Regions from separate parts of the Homo sapiens genome. Here region 2 is linked to region 1. Evidence: chromatin loops called from intact Hi-C (ENCODE). Cell type or tissue: PC-9. All regions are shown on one strand. Links, peaks and the distances in the headings refer to the core of each region. The heading gives the core; the rest is flanking DNA.

Region 1 (10,758 bases), core at 2,759-10,758:
AGAAGATTTTATTTATGTAAACAATTTCTTTGGGTTTTAGTTGACCACTTGCTCTGTTGAATCAATGTGTAACATGGCCACTTAAACACAACTAATACTGTTTTTAGGTTGTAATATAGAAACTTAGTGTCTAGATCCAGGAAGTTAGTGTTTCTACTCTATTCTGGGCTCATCTAACTACTTAAGGAGTATTATGCTCAGTTCTAGGCACCTCATTTTTAGGCAAACTACAGTGCCTCTGTAGAAGGTTGACTGGAACAGAGGGTTGGAAAATGTCATGTCAGGAGTGATGAAGAAACTGGGAATGTTAAATTTTTAGAAGACCTGATAATGCTTTTCAAATACAGAAGGATTGTTTTGGAAAGAGACAGCTTGTTCCCTTCAGCTGTAGAAGCTACATACAATTAGGAATAATGGTAGAGCTCTAAGTGATCAGGCTTCAGCATAGTATTAAAAAGAACCTTATAATAGTGAGCCCTTTGGAGGACTGGAATTGGCAGCTTCATGAGAGTGAGTGCTTTCTTTCCATGGCTGAAAATGTTCAGGGATCTAGGGCAAAACTAATTTCTGAATTAGGTGGACATGTTCACTGAATTACCTATGAATCTTTTTCCATCTTGAGAATTCTAGGAAGTAGGGCTCATGTGCGATCTTGAAAGCTGGGTATGTTTGGATAAGAAAATCTGGAAGGGAAGCAGTCATTTCAGGGAGAGTAAACATAAAGTATAAAGTTGAAGTTGGTTTAACACTGTCATTCAGCAGCTTCTCTGAGAATTGGCATTGCTTATGCTGTTTTTATTTTCCATTCTCATTTCTGTTAAATTCTTTTTTTCTTTTCAGTAGAACTTACTAGGTGTGTCCCCCTGCACACCCCCGCATTATATTATAACTTCCAGGACATTCTCTTTTTACCGAGATTAAGGCAAAATGACCTACTCAGAGTTTCTTTGTTTCAAGATCACAAGTAGAAGAGACACTATGATATTATCATTCCTTTCCATCTCTTGGATCCTGTACCATGGTTTTATCTTTTTCTTGAATCTTCAGTCCCTTTCGTTCTAGACTCTACTTTTAGCTACTACCTACAAATCTGTTGAAGAGTCTCCCCAATAATAACGTCAAGAGAGGTTTTCTCCTTTTCCACCAGACTTCTTGAGTAATTGAAATGTTTTATCCTCATTTTCATATCACCCACCCGTTTTCTCAAGTCTTTGTTTTCTAGCATCTAACCACCCACAGCACTTTACAGAAATTGTGTGACCTCCCAACACACAATTCTTCAATTCCTTTCTGTTGCCTGCCAAGTTAAGTTCAGGTTCTTTGGTTTGAAATTCAAAGTGTTTTGTAACTTGGGCCCAAATTAAGATTCCAGCTTTATCTTTCATTATTCCGTTGCTTGTATCCTGTTTCAACCAAAGACTAAATTTGTATTCTTCTAGTATATTCTGCATTTTTTTCTTCTCTATATATTTGCTTATTGCTACCCTACCTGCTACCCTTTCCCTTTTCCTTGAGATAAAAGCCTAGTCAGCATCAGTACTACTTTCCTTAGAGCGTTTTCTTCAGTTCCCTTTAATTCAATGTGATCCCTCTGTCCTGTAAAGTTCTAACAAAGCAGTTTGCTTATGTTTCCCTTATAAGATGTGTGTGTGTGTGTGTGTGTGTGTGTGTGTGTGTGTGTGGTATTTGTCTTTTCCTCCGTATTATAAACTGACTGACTTCTGGAATTATTTTACTTGTCTTATTTTTACCACTGTGCCTGGTACTTTACTAGGTACTCAATGAAATGAATGAGTGAAAACAATGAGGGAAGATTTTCTTAGGTCAATAATTCTCAAATATTTTGAGTACAGGCATGTGAAAGTTTCTTTCTGGGTTTTTTCTTTTTTTTTTTCCTGAACATTCTCCTTGCAGAGGTCAAGGTGTATTAGGAACAGTGTTACTAGCAGAAAATAAGATTGTGTTATGTGTGTGCAATAAAAAATATAGTCTTCGTTTTGCCACTAGAAAGTATGCTCTATGAGGGTTAGAACTTTATCATCTCCAGGACCTAGAATAATGTCTGGCACGTAGGTGGGTGCTCAGTACAAATTTGTTGAATAAATGAGTGATGGAATATATATGTTTCTGGAAAAAAAGTCAAAAACGTAAAGCATGAACAAACAACAAGAATGTATAAACAGTTCATGACTTTTTCTGTTGTATTCATTGGCTTTCTAAATTTGGCAGGTAACAAGTGATTGAGAAAAGTTATAATTAATGAGTAGAATTTTCTTTTCTTTTTTTCTGGAGATTGGTGCAAGTTGACAAAAAAGTGCATTTGAGAGTAGGTGAACACATAAAAACTTTCGTGTTACTTTACAAAGTCCTCACTGGTTATTTGGCATTTGTTACCTTGTATTCTTATCCGTATTCTGTCCTATCTAGTCTCTTTTGTTGAAGCGCTTATTTTTCTTTGTGCTCTAATTCCCTGTACCTTCTCACTTAGTAGATCTGTTCATTCATTCACCATACTTACTAAGCCCCTGCTCGGTTGAAGAGAGAAGTCTAGTGGCCTATTCCTATAAACCACTGTTAAATTGTTAGCTGATAACTGTAGGGTTTGCTGATAACAGTTAATAAGTTGAGGCCTTTACAGAAGATTGCGTTTTAATGAGAGACTCCTAAAGACAGAAGATTTAGTATTCATAGAAATGCAGCAGCAAGGTTGCTGTTTTAACTCAGGGTGATATGCCAATTTTCCTAAATCCTACTCTACCTATTCTGTTTACTCACACTGTTAGATAATACAGGGGGATAGGCTTATGGAGGGCCCTGAGAATCCGTACCTGCTACTCTGGGAGTTTTAGAGTCAGGGAATGACACAATGTAAACACACTGTGGCATACGATGTTACCTTATGTGTTTTCTTTCTAAGTCCCTGTATAGTGGGGACTTTCTCATGTTTCTCTATGTTCCCCACATATTTGTTAAATGCATGTTAAATGAATGGTGGGCTTCTTAAATTATATTTTTGTGGATTTTATTCAGGTGAGGAATACTGTATCTATCATTCAACAAGTTTCAGCTTTCTGGCTAAATGGCTTTTGTGCCAGTGATACCAGAGTCCTACAGCCATGTTCTTGCAGAGTTTGAATCTCTGGATCCATTACTCTCAGCCCTGCGGCTGGACTCCAGTCGTCTAAAGGTGAATTTCTTGATCCTTGTATCAGTTTCATTTTCACGTGCTCTCTGTTACTGTGCCCCTACCCTCCAGTTCCTTAACGTTTTGTGGAATCTTGGGTGTTCTTACCTGTCCTAGTCATACTTTTGTGGGGGAAAAAAAAGAAGAAAATAAACTTTTTATCTGAGGAGTGTGAGCCCCTTTAAATTATCAGGCCCAGGCTGGGCGTGGTGGCTCACACCTGTAATTCCAGCACTTTGGGAGGCTGAGGTGGGTGGATCACTTGAGGCAAGGAGTTCAAGACCAGCCTGGCCAACATGGTGAAACTTTGTCTCTACTAAAAATACAAAAATTAGCCGGGCAAGGTGGCACGCGCCTGTAATCCCAGGTACTCGGGAGGCTGAGGCACGAGAATCACTTGAACCCGGGAGGTGGAGGTTGCAGTGAGTCGAGGTCATGCCACTGCACTGTAGCCTGGGCAACAGAGTAAGACTCTCTCAAAAAAAAAAAAAAAAAATTTATCAGGCCCGGAGAAGCATTGGAATGAAACAGTAGTCTCTTATCACTCTTTTTTTTTTTTTGAGACGGAGTCTCGCTCTGTTGCCCAGGCTGGAGTACAGTGGTGTGATCTCAGCTCACTGCATGCTCCGCCTCCCGGGTTCACACCGTTTTCCTGCCTCAGCCTCCCAAGTAGCTGGGACCACATGTGCCCGCCACCACGTCTGGCTAATTTTTTGTATTTTTAGTAGAGACGGGGTTTCACCATGTTAGCCAGGATGGTCTCGATCTCCTGACCTCGTGATCTGCCCGCCTCGGCCTCCCAAAGTGCTGGGATTACAGGTTTTATCACTTTTGTTTGAGCTAATTAATTACCTCTTGAAGCTACTTGCTATGTGGGCACTAGACTAACTGACACCAAGTAGTGATAAAATGCAGTACACTTCATAGTTCAAAAGTGTATAGCCAATCACTAATCAATGTTATTGCTGTAAGCCAATGAGAATTCCTGACAAACAGCCTCTTCTGAAAACTTGAGTTTCTTGTTTTCCAGAGCATTCCCCAAGGCAACTTGGAAGTTTGTCCTAGGCTGCATCCTCAACCTTGGCCCAAATAAAGTCAATGTTAATTTGGCCTCAACTTCTTCCTTTTAGGTTGACACTTTACATAGAGGTATAATTTTCATAGCTCTTTCTTGATTTATTTTTTGAGCTATCTTTTGAATTCTAATTTACCATCCCTGGAAACCATGATACTGACTTGCTTCATTTTTCCCCGTTAGTGTTCTTGCTGTCTTCTCTCAGAAAGTAATATATTTGATTGAAAATAAAATGGTATAAATGAGTATATCTCACAAAGACCAAGAGAAAACTGTCTCTTCATCTTCTGAAGGTTTGCTAAAAATCAGCTACTAAAAATAAGATTAATAGGAGAAAAGGCATATAAAATCTTATTTTCTTTTCTTTCTTTTTTTTTTCTTCTTTTGAAACAGGTTGTCTCTGTTGCTCAGGCCTAAGTGCAATGGGGAGATCCTAGCTCACTGTAACCTCAAACTCCTGGGTTCAAGTAATTCTCTTGCCTCATCCTCCTGAGCAGCTGGGACTAAACATACTCGATACCATGCCAGGCTAATTTTTAAAGTTTTTGTAGAGATGGGGTCTTGCTATGTTGCCCAGGCTGGAGTACAGTGGTGAGACCATAGCTCATGATAACATCGAACTCCTGGCCTCAAGCAATCATGTGCCTTGGCCTTTGGCTTCCCTAAAGCACTGGGATAACAGGAGGGAGCCACCATGCCTGGCTGTGTGTACCCTCTTTCATAGGGAAGTGGGGATATGGAGAATGTAGATGATTGTTTTGAGTGGCAATAAATCATTATGGAGAATGAATAGACCTAGCAAGTGGGAGGCAGACATGGGAAGGTGAGGGATGGAGCTGCATAGGAACAATCTGACTTATGCAGGTAAAATCCCCCAGATAAACTCTTGGAGCTACCTTCAGAAGAATAAATGAAAAGTCTATCTGGGCATGATGATGACTCCCGGTCTGTTGATTTTTCCTGGTTATTTGATGAGATCCTTAGGGAAAGGGTTTAGGACAATTGCATTTCTTTTGGAAGGAAGCTTTCTTTTTCTTTCTTTCTTTCTTTCTATTTTTTTTTTTTTAAGATAGAGTTTCACTCCCTTGCCTAGGCTGGAGTGCAGTGGCACGATCTTGGCTTACTGCAACCTCCACTTCCTGGGTTCAAGTGAGTCTTGTGCCTCAGCCTCCAGAGTAGCTGGGATTACAGGCACCTGCCACCACGCCCGGCTAATTTTTGTGTTTTTCGTAGAGACAGAGTTTCACCATGTTGGCCAGGCTCGTCCCAAACTCCTAGCCTCAGACAATCCTCTTGCCTCCTCCCAAAGTGCTGGGATTACAGGCATGAGCCATTGAGCCTGGCCCACTTTGGAAAGAAGCTTTCTTGGTCAGATAAGGAAATTCCTCTGGAGAGAGTCCCACTCTGTGCTTGGTGGAGAGGTGGAAACGAGACAAGGTTAAAGGGACTTTGGTTTTGAGGCAGCTTCTAAGAACTGTCAGCATGTCAAAGCTCCCTATTTTGGGGTATTGGTTGCTGAGCCCCAATAACCCCTTTACATTTTGAATAACATGTAGTTATACTAAGGTCATTCCAAAACAGGGAGTCTGGTGTAACCCTCGTTTTAGGGAGAAAAGCAAAAGTTAGTTAGCTCTGGGCAGAATGTCGACCTAAGAGGAAGAAGCTAAGAGGAAGAAGCTGCCCTGGCTTGGTGGCTCATGCCTGTAATCCCAGCAATTTAGGAGGCAGAAGTGGGAGGATTGGTTGAGCTCAGGAGTTTGAGACCGCTTGGGAAATATGGCAAAACCCCATCTTTACAAAAAATACAAAAATCAGCTGGACGTGGTGGTGGGTATCTGTGGTCCCAGCTACTCAGAAGGCTGAGTTGGGAGCATTGCTTGAGCCAGGGAGGTTGAGGCTACAGTGAGCTGTGATAGCTCCACTGCATTCCAGCCTGGGTGACACAGCAAGACCCTATCTCAAAAGGAATAAAAAAACCCAGAAAACAAAACAGACAAAGGCGAAAATAATATAAGCAGACAGTTTATTAGGGCCAAGCTTGAGGATTACAACCTGGGAACATAGATAAAAGTTGCTTTAAATATACACTTTGATTAGCAGCAGTTACAAGTGGATTATTTATTTATTTATTTATTTATTTATTTATTTTTGAGATGTAGTCTTGCTCTGTTGCCCAGGATGGAGTACAGTGGCACCATCTCAGCTCTCTGCAAACTCTGCCTCCCGGGTTCAAGTGATTCTCATGCCTCAGCCACCAGAGAGGCTAGGATTACAGGTGTGTACCATCATGCCTGGCTAATTTTTGAATTTTTAGTGGAGACGGGGTTTTGCCATGTTGGCCAGGCTTGTCTTGAACACCTGGCCTCAAGTAATCCGCCCGCCTCGGCCTCCCAAAGTGCTGGGTGGATTATTTTTTGAGACGGCTGGTCGGGGGAGGGGGGATGCGGTCTTACTATGTTGCCCAAGCTGGAGTGCAGTGGCTATTCACAGGCATCATAGCTGAGTCATAGCACACTGCAGTGCACTGTAGCCTTGAACTGGCGTCAGGCAGTCTTCTTGCCTCAGCCTCTCAAGTAGCTGGGACTACAGGCATGTACCACACCACATGGCCTGCCTAATTTTTATATATTTTTTAGAGATAGGGTTTCATTATGTTGCTGTAGCTGGTCTCAAACTCCTGGGCTCAGTGAGTCCTTCTGCCTTGGCCTCCCAAAGTGCTGGAATTACAGGCATGAGCCACCGCACCCGGCCTTTTTTTTTTTTTTTGAGACGGAGTCTAGCTCTGTCACCAGGCTGGAGTTCAGTGGCGCAATCTTGGCTCACTGCAACCTCCACTTCCTGGGTTCAAGTGATTCTACTGCCTCAGCCTCCCAAGTAGCTGGGATTACAGGCACGCACTGCCACACCCAGCTAATTTTTGTATTTTTAGTAGAGACGGGGTTTCACTTTATTGGCCAGGATGGTCTCGATCTCCTAACCTCGTGATCCGCCCACCTTGGCCTCCCAAAGTGTTGGGATTACAGGCGTGAGCCACTGCGCCTGGCCTGGATTTCTTAAAAATAAAAATGTTTAAATTAGGGCTGGAGTCTTATTCTGTTGCCCAGGCTGGTCTCGACATCCTGACCTCCCAAAATGTTGGGATTATAGGCATGAGCCACCTTGTCCAGCCCAAGTGGATTTTTAAAGGAAAAGAAGAGGCAGATTCTGAGTTGTTTAGCAAAAACTCATATTAAAATAACAAAAACTATTGATTGGCTATACATTGTTCTTTGTATCACAGATTTCAGTGACATGAAGGTAACAGGTGAGACAGCTAGTCAGTGACAAAATTACTTTAAACAATTGCCCCCAGGCGTGGGTGCAGAGAGTGGGTGCATGACTGATATCTCATATTCATTTCTGTCTGGGCCTGCATACTTCACATAGCTCAGACTGCCCTGAGCTATTTTTTTTTTTCCCTCAATAAGTATGTGTTTTGATTGTCCTTGGAATTCAAAGAACTATGTACTTCCTTCAATCTCTGAGTTATTTTGATTAAACTCAGGAATGATGTGGTAAAAAACAAAGTTTCATAACCAGTACCAAAGTAATTTCATTTTTATACTTTTGCTACTGCCCTAAAGGAGATACTAGCATCTGAGGAAAGGGAAAATAGGAAGTGATAGACAGTAATATGAGTAACAATTTTGAGGCTTGATATCAGTTAGACATTTTTTCAGCTGCAAATTACAGTATGGTGTAACATATTAATAGGAGCTTACGTGGTAAAGATGTTTATAATCTCATAGGAGGTTAGTGTTCTGGGTTTAGTGTAGTGGCCCAATGATATAACTGGCTCCCATTTTTCCTGTTCTACCATTGCACATATGTTAGCTTTTAGCTGCTTTTGCAATATGTGTCCTGTCTCCAGTCTTACTGTTCTCATTAACATCTCAAGAAAGTGGGGGCAAAGGGCAAAGGCTTTCTACAGGCTCTGCCTTTCATCTTTCATCAAGGCCTCAGCAGCCTTGGTCTTATTAGCTAGAATTGAGTTACATGACAACCCTTGGCAACTAGGGAACTGGGAAGGTGAATATTTAGGTTTTCCAACTTCTATGGTGAAAAGCAACAAAATTGAAGAAGATTGGGAATGTCTCTTAGTCAATCAACTAATAACTTTTACCACGGGGTATTGGGCACGGCATGACCACTGCATTCTCTGATGGAGTCTCACCTACCCTAAGACTTGTGGATGTTTTGTGGTGTTTGTACAGATTAGAAATGATTTAAATGAACGAATATTTAACCTGGTTGCTTTATCTTCTGGTAACTTCCTTGGTCTTCCATTGTTGTAGTCAGCATTGGAATGACCTAGCCAAATTACACAAAATATGAAGTCTTAACAGCCAGCGTTTGCCAAGGGAAAATTACTCATACAATGGAGCCTATTCAGCCTTTGTGAGATTCATTTAGAAGTTTAAAAACAAAATGTTCTTTCTTCAGTATTTTTTACTATTCTAGAACTAGAGAATAAGTGTCATATTGTGTCCATATGGGCAGAGGGTAAAGTGAGGGAAGGAGCCTGATGCATAAATCCTCAGTATTTATTTTCAGTGGATAGTCTATTTGGTTAAGTAGCTGTGATTATCTCACACTTCTCTTCACATGTTTTTAGTGCACGAGCATAGCTGTGTCTCGGAAATGGTTGGCTTTGGGCAGTTCAGGAGGAGGACTCCATCTCATTCAGAAAGAAGGCTGGAAGCACAGGCTTTTTCTTTCACACAGGGTAAGATTAAGGGCAGCTCTGTCATACACCATTTGGAGTCTCTTTCATAAATGCAAATTTCTCCAATATAAATAATCATTTGGAATAAAAGAATGTAGAACTTGGCTTGGTGCGGTGTCTCACGCCTGTAATCCCAGCATTTTGGGAGGCCAAGGCGGATGGATTACCTGAGGTCAGGAGTTGGAGACCAGCCTGGCCAACATGGTGAAACCCCGTCTCCACTAAAAACACAAAAATTAGCTGGGCGTGGTGGTGAGTGCCTGTAATCCCAGCTACTTGGGAGGCGGAGGCAGGAGAATCGCTTGAACCCAGGAAGTGGAGGTTGCAGTGAGCCGAGATCGCACCATTGCTCCCCAGCCTGGGCAACAGAGCGAGACTCAGTCTCAAAAAAAAAAAAAAAAATAATAATAATAATAATGTAAAACTTGAGATTTAAAAAATGTATTTTCTTTTGTGCTCTAGGAAGGTGCAATTTCTCAAGTCGCCTGTTGTTTACATGATGATGATTATGTTGCTGTAGCTACCAGGTAAGAATCTGTTCCAAAACTATCTGTCCTTTTTCAAATGCATTTTAAATTGACACATGTGTTTGTTAGGGTGACCAACCATCCTGGTTTGCCTAGGATTGTCCCGGTTTTAACAGTGAAACTCCTGTGTCTCAGGAAATCTCTCAGTACCCAGCAAACCAGAATGGACAGCTGGTCATCCTAGTATTTGTAGAAAATGCTAATTTAAGGTTACAACATTTCAAAGGCCTTAAAAGATAAAGGGAACAGAGATAATTTAGATCATTTAACTTCTCCTATTAAACTGGTTTGGTGACTAAAACAAGGAAATTAATACCTTGACTTTTTATAATACTTCCTCTTTTCTGAAGAACAAGAGTTGCATATGTATTTGATATAGTTGATACTGTGATGCAACAAAATTGTACCTTGTTCACTGTTGCCACGTTTGCCTCTGTGACTCAATTCTTGCAGTCAAGGTCTTGTGGTTGTTTGGGAATTAAATCAAGAGCGTCGTGGGAAACCGGAACAAATGTATGTGTCTTCAGAACACAAAGGCCGAAGAGTCACAGCTCTCTGCTGGGATACAGCTATTCTTAGAGTTTTTGTAGGTGATCATGCTGGGAAGGTTTCTGCTATCAAACTCAATACTTCTAAACAAGCAAAGGTGAGAAGCAGTCCCATTCTTTGTGTATGTAGTGAGATACAAGGTGTTGTCTTATAAAACTTCCAATTAAAGGATGTGATTTTATCTACTGTATTTCTTGGGAGACTAATCCGGAGTCCAAACCTGGAGATTTTGAGGAGACCTGTTTTTATATAGTACACACGGTGGCCTGTTAGCTCAATACCGTTACAGAATGGCTTTTGTGAACTAACTTCAGTACTTTGCACATTATCTATTGCAGTCCTTCCTGATTCACCTGCATGGCTCATTTAAAGCATTCTTTAGTATAAGGCTATTAAGAAAGAAAAGATATCTATTTATTATTGGTGTGAATAAAGTGACAAACATAGAAATGACACCAATTGCCCAGGCTTCTGGTCTTCTCTGCTTCTTGTGTAGAAGAAACTCATAGGTCTAGGAATATTTTTTATCAGGATGGATATAACTTATTTTGAATGGAATCTTGAAGACACCTTCTGGCTTTGCTCTGCTCTGCAGGTCCTCAGGCTTCTTGCTGCAGTTATGGCTAAGTAGAAGGGTTGAGACTCAGGTTACCCTAAC
Region 2 (8,000 bases), core at 1-8,000, 180 kb before region 1:
CTTCAGAGATAGACCTGTTTTTTGTTTTTTATTATGAAAGAAAAATAATCCTCATATGTTCTCGGTCTAGTTTCTAAATAGATGGTCAGTAAGCTACTGTGTGGGATTACTTGGGCTCCATAGTTTGCTGTGTAGCACAGATGCCAGACCTAGGACCATTATGTGGGCCTGAGCAAGTAACATCCAGGAGTAAAAATGCTGGGCAGGTAGTTTACTTTTGCTGATTAAGGGTGAGGTCAGAAAAATTATCGTTGAGTTATAGTTTACTTTGGGCTTATGGATTCTTTCTCTAATATAAAATAGCTTCATTTGAGTTCCAGGAAGTAGTGATCGTTTGTAAATACTCTTAGGAGATAAATGAAACCGGGTGTCTTAAGTGTTTAAATAGTGGCTTTAAATCAGGTAGTGTATACTAGTGCACTGTGAATATACTTGCATAAATTATTCAATGAATTTTTGGGTCCATTGAGTGTAGAGTGTTGGTTTCCTAATACTAGAAAAATTATATCTTATTTCCTAAGGATTAAGTTTGGAGATCAGATCCTACCTGACATTTAAAGGAAGTTTTGCTTAAGATTGTTACTCAAAGTCTGTTAGCTCTTCAACTGCTAATCTGGAATTGTAGAAGGGCACTTTTGAAATCTGACTCTGCTTGAGTAAAAAGGTCAGTGTGTTGGGGACTTGGGGTATGGCAGTTTGCCAAAAACTCTTCTTATTCTTGTTATAGCAGGTATAGAGAATATTCAAATTTCTTCTAAGATGTTTGAGAAGAAAGTTTGGTTTGGTAAGTGTTCACAAAGTAGATGAGAATCTTCCACCAAATCTTTTTTCTTATTTGTTTGCATAAACATTATCTTAAAGTGGCATGGTTCATCGAATTTTGAACTTTGATGAGTTTTTCTTTTACTTCTTTGAAAAACTCTGGGTTTTTCTTTTTTTACTTTCTTATTTCAGATCTTAGTTATAATTCCTTTTTTTTTTTTTACAAAGTAGTTCGATTTTTTAAAGTTTAGATATACTTCACAGTGAAGTCTATGTGTGATAGAGATAAGACTAGGTCTAATCTTGGTGTTTGTAACTTCCTCAGGTGAACTGTGACCTTTATAGGCCAAGCGACTGCTGCCTCGGCTTGGTTCTTATTTTGAGGGTTAATGACTTTGGCTGGAAAGTCTTGGCAAGGACTTATTTGGTGGTATTATGGTAGCATTTGCCTGAACATATTCTATAAAGAGAAACAGAATGTAAATTCCAGGATTTAAATGTGTGTTTTTAAAAATAAGGATTTAAAAATTTAGCATCAGTATAATTTGACCCATTAGACCAGATATAATAGCTTTAACAAAGTATGTTGATGTGTTTATGTGTGAAAAATTCACTAACTATAAAAAGACTCTTAAGTTTTCATTAGTTCTGATAACTTCTGTGCCAATGAATGGAATACCACCACTGTTGCATGTGATTGAATGCTTAATTATAGACATATCATTTAGGTACGTAATCTATGGGAGAAGGATTTTCCTTCCTGTCTCACAAGAACCATCATAATATTTCATATAGATTATAAGACAGGTTCTTCTAGAAAGGTTTTAAAATTCCTTTTGCTAATGCAGCCTTACTATAAACTGGGGACTTAATGAAATCTTCAATAGTCATCATATCATGAATCATCCTTTGGATATGAAATTCTAAACCAAACTCTTGTAGAAATTGGCTCTTTTTCACTTTCTTTAAAGGACTTTTTAAGTACAGTATAAGAAATTAGAGATTTTTATTCGGTCTAAATTCTGTCCAGATGACTGAACAGCTAAGACTTTAATTCATATTAAGTCTGTGAAAGAGAGCTCACTCTCTGACGTATTTTAATCTGTATGTTCAGTGAGTGTGGAAAGATGTGTTGCCTTTTTATATGGCCTCATTTGAAGTAGACCGACTTATTCTACAAATTGCCATGAAGAGCAAGTTCTTGATTAGGTAAGAAAATACTCTTTAGTTAAGGACCTGTAAAGTTTGGAAGTTCACAAAACCACCTGCACTTCTGACACTCATTGCAAGTTCATGGTTTCCCAAGGCCACCCTAAAGTTCTATAATTATCTAGAAGGACTTTAAAAGCTCACTGAAAGCTATTATACTCACAGTTATGACTTATGGCAAAAGATACAGATTAAAATAGGCTGAGGAAAGACACGTGGGCAACCCAGAAAGTTTCAAGTGCAAAGCTTCTAGTTGTCTTCTCCCAGTGGAGTCATAGGCAGTGCTGACTTTTCCCAGTAACAGTATGTATCATTATGCATGGAGTATTACCCACCAAGGTAGCTCACCTGAGCCTTGGGTCTAGAGTTTTTATCAGGACTTGGTCATATAGACACCATTGACTGCCTGTGAGGCTGACCTTTAGTCTCCAGCTCCTCCAGAGGTTGAGCTGTTACCTATCACTGCATGGCCCAGACCCCCCCATAAATCACACTGTTAGACTGTCTGGTGTAGATAAAGAACACTCTAATTAGTCAGGAAGTTCTGAGGGCTTAGACATCACCTCCAGGAGCCAAGGGCAAAGGCGTGGCCTCTCTGGGTAAAGTTAATTCTTTACTACACAGAACCAAGCTGTAAGGCATTTTGCCTTATTTTGCTTGAACTTTAAAAATATCCGAATACAGGAGCTGCTGCTACCGTCGCTGCAGCCACGGCAGGCACCGCCACCGCTGCCAGAGGAGTGGGCTTGGGAAAGAAGTGGTCACCTCACTTGGAGCTTTGCTCAGAAGCATCCTCGTCCCCTGCAGCCCTCCCACGGGAACGACTGGATAAAAGTGAGCTGGTACAGAAAGCCAACTCACTGAGCAGGCTGAGCGCTATGATGATATGGCTGTAGTCACGAAGGCAGTCACAGAACGAGGCATGAATACTCCAACGAAGAGAGAAATCTGCTCTCTGTTGCCTACAAGAACATGGTTGGTGCCCGCTGCTTTCCTGGCATGTCTTCTCCAGCATTGAGCAGAAAACAGAGGAATGAGAAACAGCAGCAGATGGGGAGAGAGTAGCATGAGAAGATAGAGGCAGAACTGCAGGACATCTGCAATGACGTTCTGGAGCTGTTGGACAAATATCTTGTTCTCAATTCTATACAACCATTTTCTATTTGAAAATGAAAGGAGATTATTTTAGGTATTTTTCTGAAGTGGCATCTGGAGACAACAAACAAACCACTGTGTGGAATTCCCAGCAGGCTTACCAGGAAGCATTTGAAATTAGTAAGAAAGAAGAAATGCAGCCTACACATCCAGTTTGACTTGGTCTGGCACTTAATTTCTCAGTCTTTTACTATGAGATTCTAAACTCTACTGAAAAGGCCTGCAGCCTGGCAAAAACAGTATTTGATGAAGCAATTACTGAATTGGATACACTGAATGAAGAGTCTTATAAAGACAGCACTCTGATCATGCAATTACTTGGGACAGTGTTACTCTGTGGACATCGGAAAACCAGGAAGATGAAGGAGATGCTGGGGAGGGAGAGAAGTAATGTTTCTTGTGCTTTGTAATCTGTTCAATGTCACTCTGTACCCTCCACGTATATCCCTTGTGTGGTAAAAAATAATTGTATGTTGACTTTGGATTTTTCACAGCCTCAGCCTAGCAAAAATGGTTCATGGGATAAACAGCTGGTGTTTGTATTCTAAAACTCAGATTGGTCACATAAATGCCACGGCATTCTGAAGTTTTGATTTTGATTAACATTGACAGGATTACTGTGTGTTTAATTTTTTTTAATTCAACACTGTGATTATGGGGTTTTGTAATTTAGCAAAACTCTTACTTGTAGAAAAAATAGACCTGAATTATGTGTAACTTTTTGGAAAGTTTAATCTGATACCAGAATCATTGAAATACAATTCCATTGTAAAGTTGTACAGAAGGTTATAGAGATTATATTATGATGCTAGAACCTGGAGTGAGACACACATCATTTGGCATTTGAGTTTAATGGTAATTCATAGTAATGCTGCCTGTTGTTTGGCACTTAAAGACACTTGACCTGTTTGGGCTGTTGCCACTCAAAAGTTCATGACCACAGATGTCCACAGTGTCTTCCTCTGAAGAAACTCGAATCCTGAAATTTAAATTCTTTGTGGCAGATAACTGGCTTATGACACCTTGAAAAGTCCAAGTGCTCATATAACACACCTGACTAAATCCCCTTTTCTACTGCAGTGTGTTCACTTTGTTACCAATTTGCAACTTGTGCTTCAATAATGGAATCTATTTTCATTGTTAACACTGAGCTAAAGAAAAGCCATGTGTTTTATGAATGACCTTATCTGTTTCCTGGATAATACCTTTAAGAATAATCTTCTGAGTCAGGCATGGTGGTGTAGGCATATAGTCCCAACTACTTGGGAGGCCGAGGCAGGAGGATCGCCTGAGCGTAGGAGTTTAAGGCTGCAGTGCCCTGTGGTTGCACCTGTGAAATAACCGCACTCCAGCCTGGACAACGTAGGGAGACCTCATCTCCAAAAAAAAAAAAAAATAGAATGATGTTCTGTAGAGATTGCCTTTCACTTGAGGAGTACTGAATTTCCTGGCTTGGGGCTTTTAAATTTTGAAATCAAAACATTCTTTCCCACCATCCTTTTTTTTTTTTGAGATGGAGTCTTGCTGTGTTGTCAGGCTGGAGTGCAGTGGCATGATCTCGGCTCACTGCAACCTCCGCCTCCCGGGTTCCAGCGATTCTCCTGTCTCAGCCTCCCAAGTAGCTGGGACTACAGGCACGCACCACCACGCCCAGCTAATTTTTGTATTTTTAGTAGAGATGGGTTTTCACCATGTTGATCTCGATCTCTGGACCTCATGATCCACCCGCCTTGGCCTCCCAAAGTGCTGGAATTGCAGGTGTGAGCCACTGCGCCCGGCCCCCCATCATCCTTTTTGACTGTTGACTTTGGTTTTCCCTTCCCTCCTCTCTAAATTTCTGTCCTTCTGCTTCCTTCCTTTTTTTGCTTTTTGAATTCTATCTTTACCTGTCTTTTGTTCACTTTTTAATGCTGTATATGGGCAGGGGTGAGAGACATTAGTGAGCAACTTGGTGAGCAAGCCTGGCTTTAAAGACTTGAGAAGAACTTCTAGCACCAGAGCTCTGTCTTCCTCCAGTTCTCAACACGGTGTTGCTCTTTAGTCATACCAGGATCTGAATCAAAAAAGTATTTTTAAATATCCCTGACTTCTCCCTGTATTGAGGCTGGCCCTGATCATGCTTTTTAGTGCCCCTCACCAGGTCTCCCAAGTGCACTTATCCAGCTCAACTCTCAGATGTGTTTTAACGAGACCCTATATTCAGGGAAGTTGTGTGGACACTGCAGTGGAGAGAATTGATAATAGGCCTATCAGTCTCACAATATCACCCCTCTACCTTTAACATTCCATCTAGCTGTAGAGTCCATCTGTTTGTCCATCTGCTGAAATGAGAAAAGAAAACCTCATGCACTGATTTAAAACAAACCAAAAAAAGAAAAAAAACAAAAATCCCTCCTTTCTAACTGAACAAAAATGTGCAGTTAATAGTTGGCCCTTGAAAATGCAGTAGTGAATGTGGAGCTAAGCCTGTTTGTATATCTGGTAGCTCTTTTCTTGCTTTGTTTTTCCTTAACCAGTATTCTGCCTAATGTTTTCTTCTGTGATGGTTATATTGTCTAGCAAGCACACCTGTGGTTGTGAAAATAGTATAGCAAAAAAGAAAAATCCTGTTACTGATGTACTAGGTTTGTGTATGTCTTTTAAACAGTTCCAGTTTCACCTTACACAGAATAATCAGGAAAAGTGTAAAACTTCAAAAGTGAAATAAAAATTTTATCAGTTAAAAACAAAAAATACCCAAATACAAAAAAAAAAGATCTACCAAAAGCTTCCTGCCTAATACTGTAATTTGAAGATGAGATGGGCAACATGGAGCAATGGAAAAGGAGGATGTATGCTCACTGAAGCATGAGCTGGGCCACCACTCCTGTTACAAACCAGGAATTATAGCAGATTCCTATACTTTGAGGTTTTTTTGTTTCTTTTGTTTTTGTTTTTTGCAATAGCAAATAGGTGGGATGCCAGGCACAGTGGCTCATGCCTGTAATCCCAGCACTCCAGGAGGCTGAGGAAGGAGGATAGCTTGAGCCTGGAATTTGAGACCAGCCTGAGCAACATAGTGAGACTACCTCTCTACTAGAAAAAAAATTTTAATGGTTACAGAAACGATCTAATGTTTTTTCTTCCTTGTGTTAAGGTGTTTTAGTAAAGTTTTCTCAAATTATATTGCATTTTACATTTTTTCTAATCCTTTGAATTTGTTGTGAGAGACCAAAATTATAAATCAGTTTTCCCCTCCCTGCCAAAAATGGAAACCAAAGCAAGTCCAGGAGATTGAATTATGGTAATTATGGTAGTATTCTTTGTTAAAGAATTTGGATGTTCCCTTGGGAACAGAAATTTTTTTTTCTTTTTTTTTTTTATTATACTTTAAGTTTTAGGGTACATGTGCATAACATGCAGGTTAGTTACATATGTATACATGTGCCATGTTGTTGTGCTGCACCTACTAACTCGTCATTTAACATTAGGTATATCTCCTAATGCTATCCCTCCCCCCACCCCACAACAGGTCCCGATGTGTGATGTTCCCCTTCCTGTGTCCATGTGTTCTCATTGTTCAGTTCCCACCTATGAGTGAGAACATGCAGTGTTTGGTTTTTTTGTCCTTGTGATAGTTTGCTGAGAATGATGGTTTCCAGCTTCATCCATGTCCCTACAAAGGACATGAACTCATCATTTTTTATGGCTGCATAGTATTCCATGGTGTATATGTGCCACATTTTCTTAATCCAGTCTATCATTGTTGGACATTTGGGTTGGTTCCAAGTCTTTGCTATTGTGAACAGTGCTGCAATAAACATATGTGTGCATGTGTCTTTATAGCAGCATGATTTATAATCCTTTGGGTATATACCCAGTAATGGGATGGCTGGGTCAAATGGTATTTCTAGTTCTAGATCCCTGAGGAATCGCCACACTGACTTCCACAATGGTTGAACTAGTTTACAGTCCCACCAACAGTGTAAAAGTGTTCCTATTTCTCCACATCCTCTCCAGCACCTGTTGTTTCCTGACTTTTTAATGATCACCATTCTAACTGGTGTGAGATGGTATCTCATTGTGGTTTTGATTTGCATTTCTCTGATGGCCAGTGATGATGAGCATTTTTTCATGTGTCTTTTGGCTGCATAAGAAATTTTTAAAGAATTTAACTGCCGAAGGGGCTTAGCCCTGAATTATGGTGGCTGGTTGGGCAGAATTGTTTGAATGAAGTGAAGCAGTGATAGTGTTGATGATGCAGGATTTTCTTCTCAGTCACTCTGCAAGCCAGGGACCTCTGACGAGCGACACCCTGCCTGGGCCTCCCTCAGCCATGCTACCTGCTGCCAGAGACAGCCCTCCCATTCGGCCCACTTGGGCCGAGTCTGGCTTACCCGCTGGTTCCCGAGTTCTTGTCCTGTGCCCACAAAGAATGGGGATGCACTGACAATCAAGAGTGAGCAAGACAGGGAGTTTTATTGACTGATGAAAGAGCTTTCACTGGAGAGGGGATGCAGGGGTGGTTCCCCTACCCAAAGGTGGGAAAGTCCCCTCTAAGTGGCTGAGTCCTGCGGCTTCTTACAGGCTCAGAATAGGGGAAGGGCAGGCCATAGGTAGTATTGGAAAAGGCAACATTTGATTGGTTAAAAGGCATTATTGAGGAAGAATCAATGGGAAAGGGTGGGCAAACAGGAATAGAAGTTCTCACTCTAGGTCAGGGGTTTCATCCGGGACCAGCAGTCCAATCTTTCAGCCTTCAGGCTGTTTTTGGCTTGAAGGTGGCGTTTCACCGGGGACCCACCCCATCTGCCTCAGCATTTGGCTGCCTCCTGTTGCTGTTAATGAAATCCATAATTTTAAATATTTTACTCTATTAATGACTTTTCAGCACT

The links. Hi-C counts contacts between places; a loop is a spot of excess contacts. Peaks named below come from ENCODE experiments on the same cell type or tissue, not always from the same donor. Only the 100,000 strongest peaks of a DNase experiment are listed, where the experiment ranks them.
Region 2: a loop joins it to region 1, with 8 times the contacts of the local background. A loop is called at or near these places in 5 of 110 quality-filtered maps.

The regions. Positions count from the first base shown.
Region 1 is chr11:18,310,180-18,320,937 of GRCh38, reverse strand. It overlaps HPS5 (HPS5 biogenesis of lysosomal organelles complex 2 subunit 2), which reads left to right. Exons shown (of 23, transcript NM_181507.2): 2 at 3,031-3,187; 3 at 8,914-9,024; 4 at 9,487-9,551; 5 at 10,005-10,197. The coding sequence starts at 3,080. Among named protein-coding and RNA genes, the nearest start is that of HPS5, 6.6 kb to the left of the region's middle. RefSeq lists an enhancer at 10,032-10,111. In PC-9, for the core only: no CTCF peak of the experiment used is centred there; DNase peaks (open chromatin) are centred at 6,777, 7,687 and 9,967; H3K4me3 peaks cover 1,422 bases; H3K27ac peaks cover 5,532 bases.
Region 2 is chr11:18,485,750-18,493,749 of GRCh38, reverse strand. All of the region lies in intron 7 of TSG101 (tumor susceptibility 101), which reads left to right. It also overlaps the pseudogene YWHABP2. Among named protein-coding and RNA genes, the nearest start is that of LDHAL6A, 34 kb to the right of the region's middle. RefSeq lists an enhancer at 7,393-7,442 and a silencer at 7,403-7,612. In PC-9, for the core only: no CTCF peak of the experiment used is centred there; DNase peaks (open chromatin) are centred at 299, 669, 2,509 and 3,259; H3K27ac peaks cover 3,495 bases.